Linked DNA regions of Homo sapiens: regions 1 and 3 are each linked to region 2. A link is a contact called in ENCODE Hi-C data. All regions are on one chromosome and are shown on one strand. Each heading gives the region's core, a stretch centred on a gene start or an enhancer-like site at or near the end of the contact. The rest is flanking DNA. Distances are from core to core; before and after follow the strand shown. Region 1 overlaps LOC107984788 (a long non-coding RNA gene). Region 2 has its middle 98 kb from the start of TLE3. Region 3 overlaps LOC107984781 (a long non-coding RNA gene).

Evidence for each region. A loop is a pair of places that touch in the nucleus more often than their neighbours do. Pooled maps may share reads with other maps.
Region 1: a loop to region 2 is called in a map of B cell, with 10 times the contacts of the local background. The contact joins two enhancer-like sites. A Hi-C loop is called at or near these places in 2 of 168 maps with a recorded cell type or tissue (B cell and OCI-LY7), 7 of 37 single-sample maps with no recorded cell type and 6 of 50 pooled maps.
Region 3: a loop to region 2 is called in a pooled map, with 3 times the contacts of the local background. The contact joins two enhancer-like sites. A Hi-C loop is called at or near these places in 2 of 37 single-sample maps with no recorded cell type and 2 of 50 pooled maps.

What each region holds. Positions count from the first base shown.
Region 1 is chr15:69,756,415-69,760,912 of GRCh38, forward strand. The region is part of intron 2 of LOC107984788 (a long non-coding RNA gene); the gene reads left to right. Among named protein-coding and RNA genes, the nearest start is that of LINC00593, 77 kb to the right of the region's middle. Within about 2 kb of position 2,762, at least 5 of the 41 ENCODE cell types and tissues checked have a DNase peak (open chromatin) inside an H3K27ac peak, as active enhancers do.
Region 2 is chr15:70,193,997-70,198,582 of GRCh38, forward strand. No RefSeq gene overlaps it. Among named protein-coding and RNA genes, the nearest start is that of TLE3, 98 kb to the left of the region's middle. RefSeq lists enhancers at 2,148-2,931, 2,728-3,007, 3,078-3,137. Within about 2 kb of position 1,900, at least 21 of the 41 ENCODE cell types and tissues checked have a DNase peak (open chromatin) inside an H3K27ac peak, as active enhancers do.
Region 3 is chr15:70,526,694-70,530,842 of GRCh38, forward strand. LOC107984781 (a long non-coding RNA gene) reads right to left here. Exons shown (of 2, transcript XR_007064698.1): 2 at 1,980-2,541. Among named protein-coding and RNA genes, the nearest start is that of LINC02205, 23 kb to the left of the region's middle. RefSeq lists an enhancer at 1,765-1,814. Within about 2 kb of position 1,703, at least 7 of the 41 ENCODE cell types and tissues checked have a DNase peak (open chromatin) inside an H3K27ac peak, as active enhancers do.

The DNA.
Region 1 (4,498 bases), core at 1,512-4,011, 440 kb before region 2:
ACAGACACGAAGGAGGTAATTACTGCACATTTGTCTCTGAGAAAGTCACTCAAGGCCTCTGATCCTCATTTTTCCTATATGAAAATCTTCTCTGCCTCCCTTAAAGGGCCATGAGGATTACGCTGGACAGTGCTCTGTCCGTGACAAAGGGCTGTGGCATCTGCGTGCAGTTAAACAGCAGAAGCCCTCTTGAGCAACCTGCAATGGACCAGCTTGCTAGATTAATGTAGACTCTCCACACTACTCAGCTAGCACTGTGCCCATGCCTGGGATACACTAAACCCTTGAAGCTAGCAGCTCCAACTGAAGCTTCTCTCCAGTTTTCCTGGGCACATATGTTTCCATTGGTTGAGCTGTGTGTGCTTACTGAGGGCTATTTGTATTTCTTCTCAACCTGTACCTGTTACTCTGATTAAATAATGCAATCCATCATTTCATAATGCAATGAAATATGAGTGCAAAAACGTAGAGTTGTTTCTTTGCAAGCTAAAGTGAGTGCTTTGGAGAGAATCAATGCATGCTATAACGGAACAACCTCCTGGTGAATTCAGTGTAAGTGCGATAACTATAAAGGTTAGAGGAAAAAACAACAAAATAGAGTCTTTGGCATTCAGTTTTATATTCTCTTTCACTTTAAAGAAACAGAGACTACATATTGTTGGTGCTACCTCGTGGGCGTGATTTATCTGGGGAAGAATTCCAAACAGCCAACCCAGAGAATCCCCCATTTTCTATGACTGTCTTGGGAAAGTGGGTCTGACAAAGCTGAATCTCATCAGATTCAAGAGGGGGTGTTCGGTGGCTTTAATGCTTCTCCGTAAAGTGGATGGGAGAGTGTCAGGGCTAACTCAAGCCACAAAGGGTTCTGAGAACCTCAGAGCTGGGAAGGGCTTCATGTTCACTGGGCCCAGGCATCCCCTGGGGTGGGCACCTCCACCGCAGTCCCACTGCCAGGTGGCTGCCCAGGCTCCTGACTGATGCCCCAGTGACTCAACACCACTGAGACCTGGTTCGGTTTGAGTCGTATTCTGGTAAGCGTGCCTGACTCACTCTGCTCTCCCTTCTCTGTGCTCCTTGATGTACCCTCCTTTACCCCCAGGTGAAAAAGCTCCATTAACTTTGTCACAGCAGGTCCAGAAAGAAGCTAACACTGTAATATGAATTAGCTTAATATATTCTCAAGGTACCTATTTTCCCAGCAGGACAAGGCCTGCTTATCCTTTCAGATAATTCTTCATTCTTTCCTAGGGCCTTCCCATCTCTCCTAGCCCCAAGATCCAGGTCCTTCATCCAAAAGACCTACCCTAGGCCCCATTTCTGCACATTTCCGGCAAGATTCTGCCTGATCACTGCCTCAAGTTGATAGGACAAAATATTGTACCTGGGATCAATAAAAATTCTAATTCTAGCACTTTTTTTTTTTTTTTTTGAGACGGAGTTTTGCTCTTGTTGCCCAGGTTGGAGTGCGATGGCGTGATCTCGGCTCACTGCAACCTCCGCCTCCTGGGTTCAAGTGATTCTCCTGCCTCAGCCTCCCAAGTAGCTGGGATTATAGGCAGCTGCCAACATGCCTAGCTAATTTTTGTATTTTCAGTAGAGATGGGGTTTCACCATGTTGGTCAGGCTGGTCTCGAACTCCTGACCTCAGGTGATCTGCCTGCCTTGGCCTCCCAAAGTGCTGAGATTACAGACATGAGCCACTGTTCCCGGTCTAATTCTAGCACTTTCTAACTCTTAGACCTTGGCTTACATAATTAATGTTTCTAAAAGCTGTGATTTTTTTCATTTGCATAATGGAAATTGAAATAGCTCATTGTGATGGTTCTTCATTCAACATGTTTTTAAAGTCCCTACGAGGTGCTCAAGCACTCTGCTGCTGTGATACTGTGGGTACATGACTGGGAAAGCCAGAGGCCATCTGATACAGCCACAGGAATGAAGCTTTGCTGGTTGATAGATGGGATAATGCAGGGGTTGGCAAACTTTTTCTGTAAAGCGCCAGATAGTAAATATTTTAGGCTTTATTCTGCCATAGTAGTGCAAAAGCAGCCATAAACAATATATAAACAAATGGGTGTGGCTCTGTGCCAATAAAACTTCACAAAAAACAAGCAGCAGGCTTTGGCTTGTAGGAAGTAGTTTGCCTACTGCTGGGCTAAAGGTTAATGTTTGTGGATTGAGGGTCAGTTCCAGATCACTCCAAGAAGGTGGCTTCAGATGATGAACATGTGGACTTAGGCTGGCATGCTGGGAGTTCTTCAGGAGGGCCTCCAAATGCATCATTCCTCTTGCTTATGCAGAGCTGGACGGGTTAGATCTCAAGCTGGCTTAATTAACTTTCCAGGCCTTCTTCCTTAATGGCAAAGTACAAATTCAGTAGCATTCAGTGGCCCCTTATAACAGACACAGTAAGTATGACAAAGATACAACCCAGCCTACACTACTGGGATGACAGGGAAAAGTCATCCCAGCAGGGTTTAACTAGTGGTTTCCCAAACTTGAACACTCATTGAATCACTCAGGATGCTTGTTAAAAATACAGATTCCTGGACCCCTACTTTAGAATGATTATTTCAAGCTATAGAGATGACCTGGGGATTCTGGACCATTAGCATGTGGACCAGATGATTTTAAAGGAGGGAAACTCAGAGTTAGGCCCCTTTTAGCTGTGACATACAGTGGTTATCAAAAGAGTAAAGGAAGCCTGTCTGCCCTTGCTGGGCTGTGGTGGGACAGAGAATGGTGGTGGTGGGGATCGTTATCTTGTCTGCAAAGACGTGGCAGGATGTGGTTGACCTGAACTTCCTGTGAATCAAGGAACCAGAGAACAGGGGGGAGAGATTCACAGCCCGGCAGTAGGCTCAGCCCACATGCCTAGAGTGTGCTCAGTGGGTACTGGGAAATGAGAGCCTGGCCCCACCTCTTCTCCGTGACCTTGGGCAGGTCACTTCACCTCTCAGAGTGTCAGTTTCCTCATGGATACAAAGGAGATGATGATAGGTCATTTTCAAGGACACCATGAAGAATAAATAAGGTATCATTTATAAAACCTCTGTCTCCTTGATTAGTGGTAGAAAATTCTCTTTCAGTGGAATCAGTGTCCACCTCAAAACATCCAAGGGCCAAGAGTTAGGAGACCTCCTTCATGGGCGGGGTTTTACCAATGACTCAATGCTCCATCTTGGAGTAAGTGAGATCATGTTGCTGGGCCTCACTTCACTTGACTGTAGAATGGGACGTTATGCACCTGCGGTTCCCTGTTTCCTTTTCAAGGATTCTCTTGAAGGTTGGATGAGACTATGGAATGAGAAGTGTCCTGGTGCTGTCAAGGGATATGGCAAAAAAAATGTGCAAGACCATTCTTGTCAGGTGCGGGGAGAGATGTTGCTGACTTTAATAATGTACTTCTTTCCATTTGTTATTTTTACAACAAAGGAAGAAATAAAACAGGACCTCTGAAAGATTCCTTGTCATATATAGCTTTCTCCTATTGAGTTATTTTCATCTGAGTTTATCAATCAATTGAGAAACAGTCACTGGATATCAACGGTGTACCCAGCCCTGTGCTATGTGTAAGATAAGGAGGTTCAGAGGTATGCCGCTAGGTCCCTAACCATGAGAGACCCACAGTCCAGCTTAGGAGATAACAAATATGTGTTATCCAGGTATGTTAACACATGGGAAGTGAAATAGAAGTGCAGTGATGATGCTGATGATGCTGACAGTAATGATGGAAAGGATGAAGATGATGTTAATTATTCTTCATATACACCACAATTGTACAGTTTACAAAGCATGTTTAGGACGATTATCTTATCTGATATTCAAGTCTAGAAAAACCCTGATTTTACTGATGAACAAACTGAGGGTAATAACTTCTCAGAGATCAGATAGGAAGAAAGTAGCTTAGTTGGACTCCAGCTTCTTTCTTTTGGCCCCAAGAGTGCCATTATCCTCAAGACATCATAACTTTCTTCCTTTAAATTGCAACAGAACATTGCAAAATGCACATTATCGTCAGATAGTAACATGAGTAAATTAGCACATGGGAAGTGAATGTTACAAGATCTCAAAGAGCAGGCAGGTCAGGAGACTGTTGACTGCAGTGAACAGAAGAGGCTCAGTGGAGAAAGCTGTAACTGAGTTTAGCCTTGGAAGGCTGCATGGTATTTTTGAGAGGTGGAGATGGGGAGAGGGGTGACATTCTTGGCAACTGGAAATGTATAGGTAAGAAAGGAAGTGAGAAAGTTCAGGGTGTGGCAGGAAATAGCCAGACCCCAGTCTGACCACAGTGGGTTCCATATAGTGGATCTGCTGGGGAAGAGTTGGGGATGTTCTCTTCCAAAGGGCTGGAGTGGTACTCTTTACTTTAGCGTAGGTGGGATATGGCCACCATTTTCTCTTTGATATCCTTATCCCCCTCAATCCCGAGTCCATCCATAATCAAATGAAGCAGTAATCAAATCAAATAACAGTCTGTAGTCCTAGCCCAAAGACA
Region 2 (4,586 bases), core at 650-3,149:
GGAAGAGGCTATGGCTGAGATGGATAGAAAGTGCATGCTGTCCCCTCTGTCATGAGGCAGGATGCCGAAAACTGCAGCTGGGCAGAGGCACAGATTGAGGAGGTGGCCGCAGCAGGCACCAATGGGAGAACTCTGGGTCAGAAGCCAAAAGTCTAGGCCTATTCCGTCCTGACTCACCACACACCTTCGGCAAGGCACATTCTTTCTCTGCCTCAGTTTCCTCATCTGCAAAACCCCGGAGTTGAATCACATTGAGGGTTCCTCAAAGGAGATGGGCTGGTGAGGGACATCCTTGAGCCCCTGGAAACGATGTGCAAAATTGTGTGCCTATGCCCCCTTTTGCAGAGGGGCTGGCAGGGCCACCTGAGGAGGGAAGTGACATCAGATGTCATAGGCCACACCTGCAGTTGGAGACATGCTGGTAAAAATTGCTCTCTACGTATGCCCAGGATGAGTCTCATCTCACCCAACCAGTTCCTGGAAGGCAGAGATCTAGGTCATAGGATGTGTCTCGACACCCCATGGGGGTCTTGCAATACCTGTGGAGCCAAATGTGCTGGCATGGAGGAGCCTCAGCACATCTGGGTCTTCTAGGAGAGACCCCGTCCCCTGGTCAGTCCAGGCACGTGCTCCCTACTGGAGCCCCTGGGGCCTGTCTCTCCCTTCTCCACCCTGCAAACTCCTGCTCCTTCTCCGTGCAGCCTTTTCTGTTCCCCTGGAGCAGCCCTGATTTCTCGCTGCATTGGGATTTCCCAGGCGAGGTGTCTATACCTCATGCGCAGCCTACTTTTCGCCTATCTGGGATGGAGGTTGTTTGCATGTTCCCTCCTCTTTCCTTCCTTCCTCTGCCACATAGGCCTGTTTTTGGCAGGGACCATGTCTTAGGCACCTCAGTGTCCCTAAGTGTCTCTCTCAGTGACTGACACATACTTGGTACTCCATAAAAGTTTCTGTAGTTGTCTTAACTTATGGAATGACTGCCAGCAAAGTATTTCTTGTTTCCAACCCAGGCTCCTCACTTGCCCTGCTTCCCTGAGAGCTGCTGGGAGGACCAGCAGCAGTGGCCAGCACTTGCAGTGCCTGGCAGCATTTGCAAGGTCCCTCATGGGTCCTTTCCCACAGGGTCCCAGGATGATGAGCGTGAAATGAGACCAATAAAAGATTGCACAAATCTTGTTGGACTCACACATAGGATGGAAAGCAATATCCATGTCTGAAACATGTTGGAGCAGGCCTTCCACCAAGCCCTTTAGAAAAAGGGTTGTATGTGTTGTGTAGAGCAAACCTGGCTGACAGGCATTAGCATGCCCATTTTACAGATGGTGAAACGGGATCTGAGAATTTACGAGCCTTGCTCAAGCTTCCACAGCTATGCCAATGCCGCCAGCCCGCCATCCCTGGGGTTGGAGCCAGGGCATGTGGGGTGATGTTTTTCTTGGTCGTGAGCAGATGGGCTAGTGCCCTACCTGCACAGTCTCACCGTAGCTCACCCTCCCATACATCCTGTTAAAGGTCCAGCCAAGATCCACTTCCCTCCCTCGTTTTCTTGCCTGGGTTTTGCCTAGTTCCTTCTCTTCATGCACCACAGGACGCACTCTGAGCAGGCGGGGAGGCCCGTGAGCCTGGCAAACAAGCTATTTGCTCTGGGAGGTGGGCTGCTTCTGAGGACAGCACAGGGTTTCTGGGACAGTGCTGAGGAAGTCACCCACAGCCTGGCTCCCTGGCTGAGTGGACGGTTGAGGTGGCCAGAGGAACTTAGAAGTGGCCCTCCAGTCTCAGGGGGAAAGGCTGGAGGGCTGGAAAGAAAGCAAACTCTGTGATTGAGCTGTGGGAAGCCTGGCCTGAGCCCCAGGGCCTTGCTGATGGCAGGCTGACTGCTGGGGCACCCCCAGACAGGCCAACGGAGCCAAGCCGACAGCCGGGAGAGAGGCCTGCTCTCCCACACACGTGGGAATGAGGGCTGCTGAGTCACTGCCCAGCTGGACGCAGCTCCCACTGAAGGCTGGAAGGAAGGCAGGAGAGTATTCCCAGCCAGGCTGGTGGCCTCAGGACACCCTGAAGTTAGCTGAGCCCTCTAAATGGGCCATGGTAGCCCGGGCTGCCCCTCGCCCTGCTGAACTGATGCATATTTGCCTCTTGCCGGCTTCTGGGGAGCTCCAACCAGGCAAACAGCCCTTCAGACAGGACATTGGATTAGAGGTCAGATCCCTGAACTTTGGAAAAAAACAATCCCAGGGCAAGTCACTTCATCTCCCATGTCCTCACCTTTCCTCTCAGTTACATGGTGAGGCCAACAGGGAATACGGGAAAGGTCTTCACAGGTTGCCCTGCATATAATAGGATTCAGGCAGGCTAATGGCTCTGCTCCAAGCCTTCCCCTGAGGAAGGGACAGCAGCCCGGCCCCCTCCTCCCCTGGCCTGCCACTGTTCCCCCCTTAGCCAGTGTCATCCCTGCCGTGTGCCCTTCAGAGCAACCAGGCCCCTCCCAGGGAGAGTTCCTGGGGAGGAGCTGGGGTCACCTCCCGACCCGGGCCTGGCCTGGAATCCACCTTTCACCTCGGGCAGTGGGCAGAGGAGGGCACTGGCCCTGCAGGCGGAGGCTTCTCTCCCCTCCAGCACCAGCAGCACCCGCTGGGAGGCCCAGGTGTTGTGCAACTTGAGAAGCAGCTAAGCCAGTGGACCACTCTGCCAGGACAAGAATCAACAGGAAACCTCCCCGCGCATCTCGTTCACATTCCAGGGGCACCGAGTCCAGCCCAGAGACACCGTAACAAGACACCACTCTGGCTGGCGTTGCCTGTGACACAAACCAATCTTTTATCTGCCATCTAAGCCTCCCAATTTGCATGCCAGTGACGTACCTTCCACCGCAGGGTGCTTTCCAAACCTTCTAGTGAGGCTGTGCCTCCTGAGCTCTGAGCAAACAGGGAGTAAGCGATCCTTTAGACACAGGAAGGCTTTGCTAATGATCGTCAGGCATGAGCCCTTCAAGGAAGGGACCCGTCTGTAGGCCCCAGCAGAGGACCTGACACCAGTGGGTGCCTAGGGAGCACTTAGTGGCAGTTCACTGAGCAAGCCACATCTCTGGGGATTAAAGAAAAGAAGGTGAAGCAGAATCTGGTTAAATGGGCCCATGTGTGCTTGGAGGAATCCCCCCCACCTCTCTCTCTCTATCACATATGCACGGGCCCTCCCCCTCCACACACGCATCACTGAGTTATTTCTCATGATTGGAGCATGATGCTGTGGCAATACGGAATTCAAGCCTTTTATCTCTCAGGCCCAGGATGGGAAAAGGACTCACTCAAAGTCACCCAGCAGATTAGTGACAGCACTTTTGATGTTTATTATTTTGTATTTTCCCATGTCCTGCCATTTCATCGCACAATTGTCCTCCTTCTCCATCCCACTCCCAGCCAAGTCCCTGCATCTGCTGCACTCGCCACTAGTTCCCAGTACTGTGTTTGAAATGCTTAGGGAAAGGGGATTGCTGGCAGAGGGAAGAGCACGTGCAAGCTCCCTGAGGCAGCAGGGAGCAAATGAGGTGAGCACCCCACTCCCGCCAGTGAGCAGGACTCAGAGAAGTGGGGGTCAGTGGGGGTAGGTGGGAGTCGGAATAAGATCCGACTTCATAAAGTTTGTTTCTGGATGTGGAGCTAGCAGCCCATGGGGCCAACTTGCTGCCTTCAGGCAGGTGAGTCTCCCTGCTTGTGACTAAGGAAGCTTCTGTAGTCCTGAGGCACGGAGGATCTGGGCATGAGCCTGCTGGGATGTGGGAAAGGGGCGTGTGAGAGAACCCACATCTCCTGCTTCCTAGGTCAGAGCACCAAGGAAGGCTTCCTGGAAGGGGCAGACTTTGTGTGGGGCCCAGAGGAGAGCTGTGTGAGCACCCTGGACAAGCTCTACGGATCTGGGTCAGGAGTGATGCAGGAGGTCACACCACAGGCGTCTTCCTGGACTGAGCACAGCTGCCCCCAGGTGTGCCTCAGGCACTGGGCCCAGCCTGACGTGTCTCAACAGGGTGGGGTTGGCCAGAGGCTGGCATGGGTGTGTGTTAGGGGAAACCAGCGGAGGAAAGGTGAGCCAGGGCTCCCTGACGTGACCTGAGAGATAACCCTGAGGTCAACCTGTAAGGGCCCCGGGGAGGAAAGGTGAAGGGAGCCTGGCGCCCTTGCTGGTTGTGAAATGATGACATCTGCTGTGGGTCTGGAACAAACACATAGTTTGCCACAGACCCTGATCCTTGGGGACCCTGCGGTCAGTGCAATTGGAGTTCAATACACACACGCACACACACACACACACATGCACGCATTGCGTACCTACTGTGGCCAGGCATTGTTAGAAGTGGTGGAGCCTCTAGGAACTCAAGAGTACAGAGAAGACCCATGCACTGCTCAGAGAACACAGGCAATAGAGTTTTGCTCGAGGAGTATTATTTTTAAAGTGCTACTGAAGCTCTCAGGAGGGAGAAAGGAATTCTGGTTGGAAAAGGCCAGGAGCAGCTCTGGTTAGATGCAAATGAGACATGAGTTGGGGCTGAACCATCAGGGTGGGGAGGAGGTGGGGTGGGGCAGGCATTTCTG
Region 3 (4,149 bases), core at 453-2,952, 330 kb after region 2:
CAGACAAAGCCTGCCGAACAGCCCCCGGGGGAACCAGTGGTTTTATGAGCCCATCATATTTACTATTATCCAATGAGTCATCGGCTGCGTGCTTTCATTTTGAGGCTGCAGGACGAATAGGCTCTCATCAGAGCCACTCTTAATCCATTATTTATGCCCGCTCTTTGTCCTCTCAATTGTACCTTTGCAGACAGGAGCTTCAGTCCACATCTACCAGCAGCATTTGCCAGACTAATGCACATCCTTAGTTCCAAAGTCTGTGGTGTTTAAAAATAGCAAACGAGGCAAACACTCTGATTATGAAATTTCTAGCTGATATTTCCCTTGCCTTTCATTAGGGAGAAAGCTAGCATTAAGTGAACCCACAAGTCCAACGGGTAGAAATAAGGAATACTGTGTTTTTGACTTCTGCTCAGATCCGTTTCCCAGGAAGCTTATGTGGGTCTTGGAACAACGGGGATCAACAATGTGAATATGTCTATTGTGCCTGCAGATCCCATTGCTAATGCCCGGGAAGGACAAGTAATTAGTTTATGAGTAAATTGTCCTCAAGTTTGCATTTCTAGTACAAGAACTAGTCACTAAGCTTTGAGAATTGACCTACGCATTTCATGCCATGGGAAAGAAAACATAAGGTTTGTGATTTAAAGTCACTCATTACTTTCTACAATGATGGATAAGCAGAGGACAATTCCCTTGGTAGCTAATTGTCCTACTGCTGCTTGTATCACTGCTCAGAAGGATGTGTTACCTGGGCTAGGCAGAAATCCAGCACCCTCATGGAGGCAACCCTGGAAACCCCTTGTGGGGTGCTCTATGCATGTCTGGGTGGGTATCGGGTGATGGATGGGACTGTGAGGGATGGGCAAAAACCAGGAAAGAATAACAGGGATAGAGCAGCAGATGGTGAAACAGAAGCACATGCTAGGCCCACTTGGATTCTCCCTGGAGTTTGAATCTGCAGCAGAGTGGCAAAAAGACAAAATGGTCGACACTCATTAGCCCTGGCAGTAGGAGCAGCAATGGCAACCCCTTAAGAACCTGTCCTTTCAGGCCAGGCGTGGTGCCTCACACCTGTAATCCCAGCAGTGTTTTTGTTTGTTTGTTTGTTTGTTTGTTTGAGATGGAGTCTTGCTCTGTCGCCCAGGCTGGAGTGCAGCGGAGCAATCTCAGCTCACTGCAAGCTCCGCTTCCTGGGTTCATGCCATTCTCCTACCTCAGCCTCCTGAGCACTTTGGGAGGCCGAGGCAAGCGGATCACTTGAGGCCAAGAGATTGAGACCAGCCTGGCCAACATGGCAAAGCTCCCCATCTCTACTAAAAATACAAAAATTAGCCAGGCATGGTGGCGTACACCTGTAATCCCAGCTACTCAGGAGGCTGAGGCATGAGAATTGCTTGAACCCGGGAGATGGAGGTTGCAGTGAGCTGAGATCACGCCACTGCATTTCAGCCTGAGTGACAGAGCGAGACTGTCTCAAAAAAAACAAAAAAACGAAAAAACAGTTCTTTTATCAATAGCTCCTGTTTCTGAGCCCCACACCCCACCCTGTTTGTGATCCCAATTCTAATTGCTCTGAGTTGGTTCTCTGCCCTCCATTCAGTTCCATGGGCTCTGCTACATGCTTCCAATAAACTCCTTAACGCCTACATTAGCCACAGGACTTCCTGTTGCTTACACTCAAAGCACTCTAGCAGATAAGAGCTGGAAAGTGAAAGCAAAACAGGAACATAACCCAAGATCAAAGGCCCAGTCGCCCAGAAGAAGGCTTGAATCAGAGAGGCAGGCACTGACCCAGGGCACAGGGTGCATGAAGCCGGGGGTGAGCGCCCAAAGGACAGGAGTGCATGCCTTGGAGCTCAGATGTCACCCTATCAGGCAGGTGACATTGTTGTTGACATCTTAGATCAGTGGAAGTCAACCGTGAGGCACCCCAACCTTGGTTCTTAATGGTGTCAGATACAATATGACAGGCCAGGTCTTAATCCGCCAAGTGTTTATTTTAATTTTGACCAATATGAGAGGTAATTTTGGAAGGTAAATAGGCATTTTTTTTTTTTTTTGGCCTAGGATGACTTGAATGTCACTGTAAGAAAGCAGGGCACTGGGTTAGAATTATATATTCATTCATTAAACAAACATTTATTGAGCTCCTCTTCTGTGCAAATATCTGCTCTGGGCGCTGGGGAGACCAAAGTGACTAAGTCATAGGCTCTGCTTCTGAGCATGAGGAGGGACGGCGGCCAGCACACAGCATGCCCCAGCAGTGCATGGTAAGGACCCAGAGACTGGAACACATGGAGTTCAGATGCAGAGAAACCTCTTTGAGCTGACAGGGTCAGGAAGGTGATGTGGGGCCAGCATTCAAGGTGCTCCTTGAGGGAAAGAGAAGGTTTCACTGACAGCAATTCCAGATGCAGAGGAGAAAAAGAAAAATGGCAAGTGGTCTGAATTGGCTGGCATGCCTCCAGGCCCAGGCAGGATGAGGAGGTAGGCTGACGTCAGATTGTGGAAGATCAGGCTGAGAAGTCTGCATTTTACCTGTAGTCAATGGAGAGCCAGTAACAATTTGGAGCTGGAGAGGGACATCATCAAAGCAGCAAACTGCAGAGAATCTTGTCAACAATCTGCTTAGCAGATTGGGGAGGGGAGAGTCTGAGCAAAGTTCAAGCTACTTGGAGGCTACTGCAATAGTCCAAGCAGGACCCTTCCCCTAAAGTGAACAACAGGAAGATGGAGATGAAAAACCCTGACGTGAGAGCTTGGCATTGAAAACTAGATGGGCATGGTAGGAGGGGGCAAGCCAGGGGGCCTCAGGGTTTAGACTAGAACGGTTTCTCAGTTCCATTCGAATAACACACATTTTCCTGGCACCTCCTATGTGCACAGCATGTGTTAGCAGGTGGTGAGATGGCAAGGAAAATACTGGAAGGCCCAGGTCCTTATAAAAGGCCAGGGCTTTTCTAAAATGTGCTCCATGCATCCACATCTCACCTTCATCATTAGTGAGTGGACACTGCACCTCTCAATTTCCCCACTGCCAGGTTACCTGAGTGGAGGCTTGGAGGCAAGAGAAGAGAATTGCAACCCAGAGGAAAAACTACAACTCTTGTTAGCAGTGGCTACTCCTTAGGCCTAGGGGTATAAACCCAACTCCCAGCCAAGGCCTTCATCTGGCTAGTTTATGCCCTGCCTTCTAGACTGCCTCTGACTCTTACCCCGGATTAACTTCACCCCAAAACAATTGACAAGGCCAGCCTCTATTTGTTTCAGAGCCACAGCTATACTCTGCAGAGTTTTAGCCCAGACAAAACACTCAGAAGAGTGCACTGTGCATTGTCCCAAATCCCTTCCACATGGCATCTCTCACAAGAGGCTGGCAGCACAGGCAAGGCAGAGCTGTGCCAAGCCAGGCCATGCCTCTCCATCACTTCCAGCACGAAGGGCCAAAGCCCAGCCCACACGCCACTCCTACTTTGGTGAGGTCTTCACCTCACATCTCCTGGGAACAAAAGTGCAGACAAGAACAGACACACACAGATACAGACACACAGACACACACACACACAGACATACACTGACACACACAGACACACACGGGCACACAACACACAGACACATGACACACACACACGGACATAGACACAGCCACATAGACACACACAAACACACTCACAGTCACATAAACACACACTCACAGACACACAGATACACAACACACACAGACACACACACGGACACACAGACACACACAGCCACATACACAGACACACACAGACACTCAGACACAAACACACAAACACACTCACACATGGAGACACACACTCACACACACATGCTCCATACATACACCCAAACACCATCAAACATGTCCCTAAGATAAATAATAACTTCTAGGTAGGGAACACACTTCCTCAAATTTAGAGGGGCATGGTTTTCTTTAACTCCATGGGACAGCAGCTCCACGCCAAGGGAGATACAGAAAAGAACACTTGATGCCAGCTGGAAGCACCCTGTGATCGCTGAGTGCTGGTGGCCCTGGCTTAAAGCGGCCCGCACAGTGCCCACTCTAGGAGGCAGATGGCTTAGTGTCTCTAAAATGATATTTCTTCCAGCTTAAAGTTTCCATTCAGTCCCCACTGGACACCT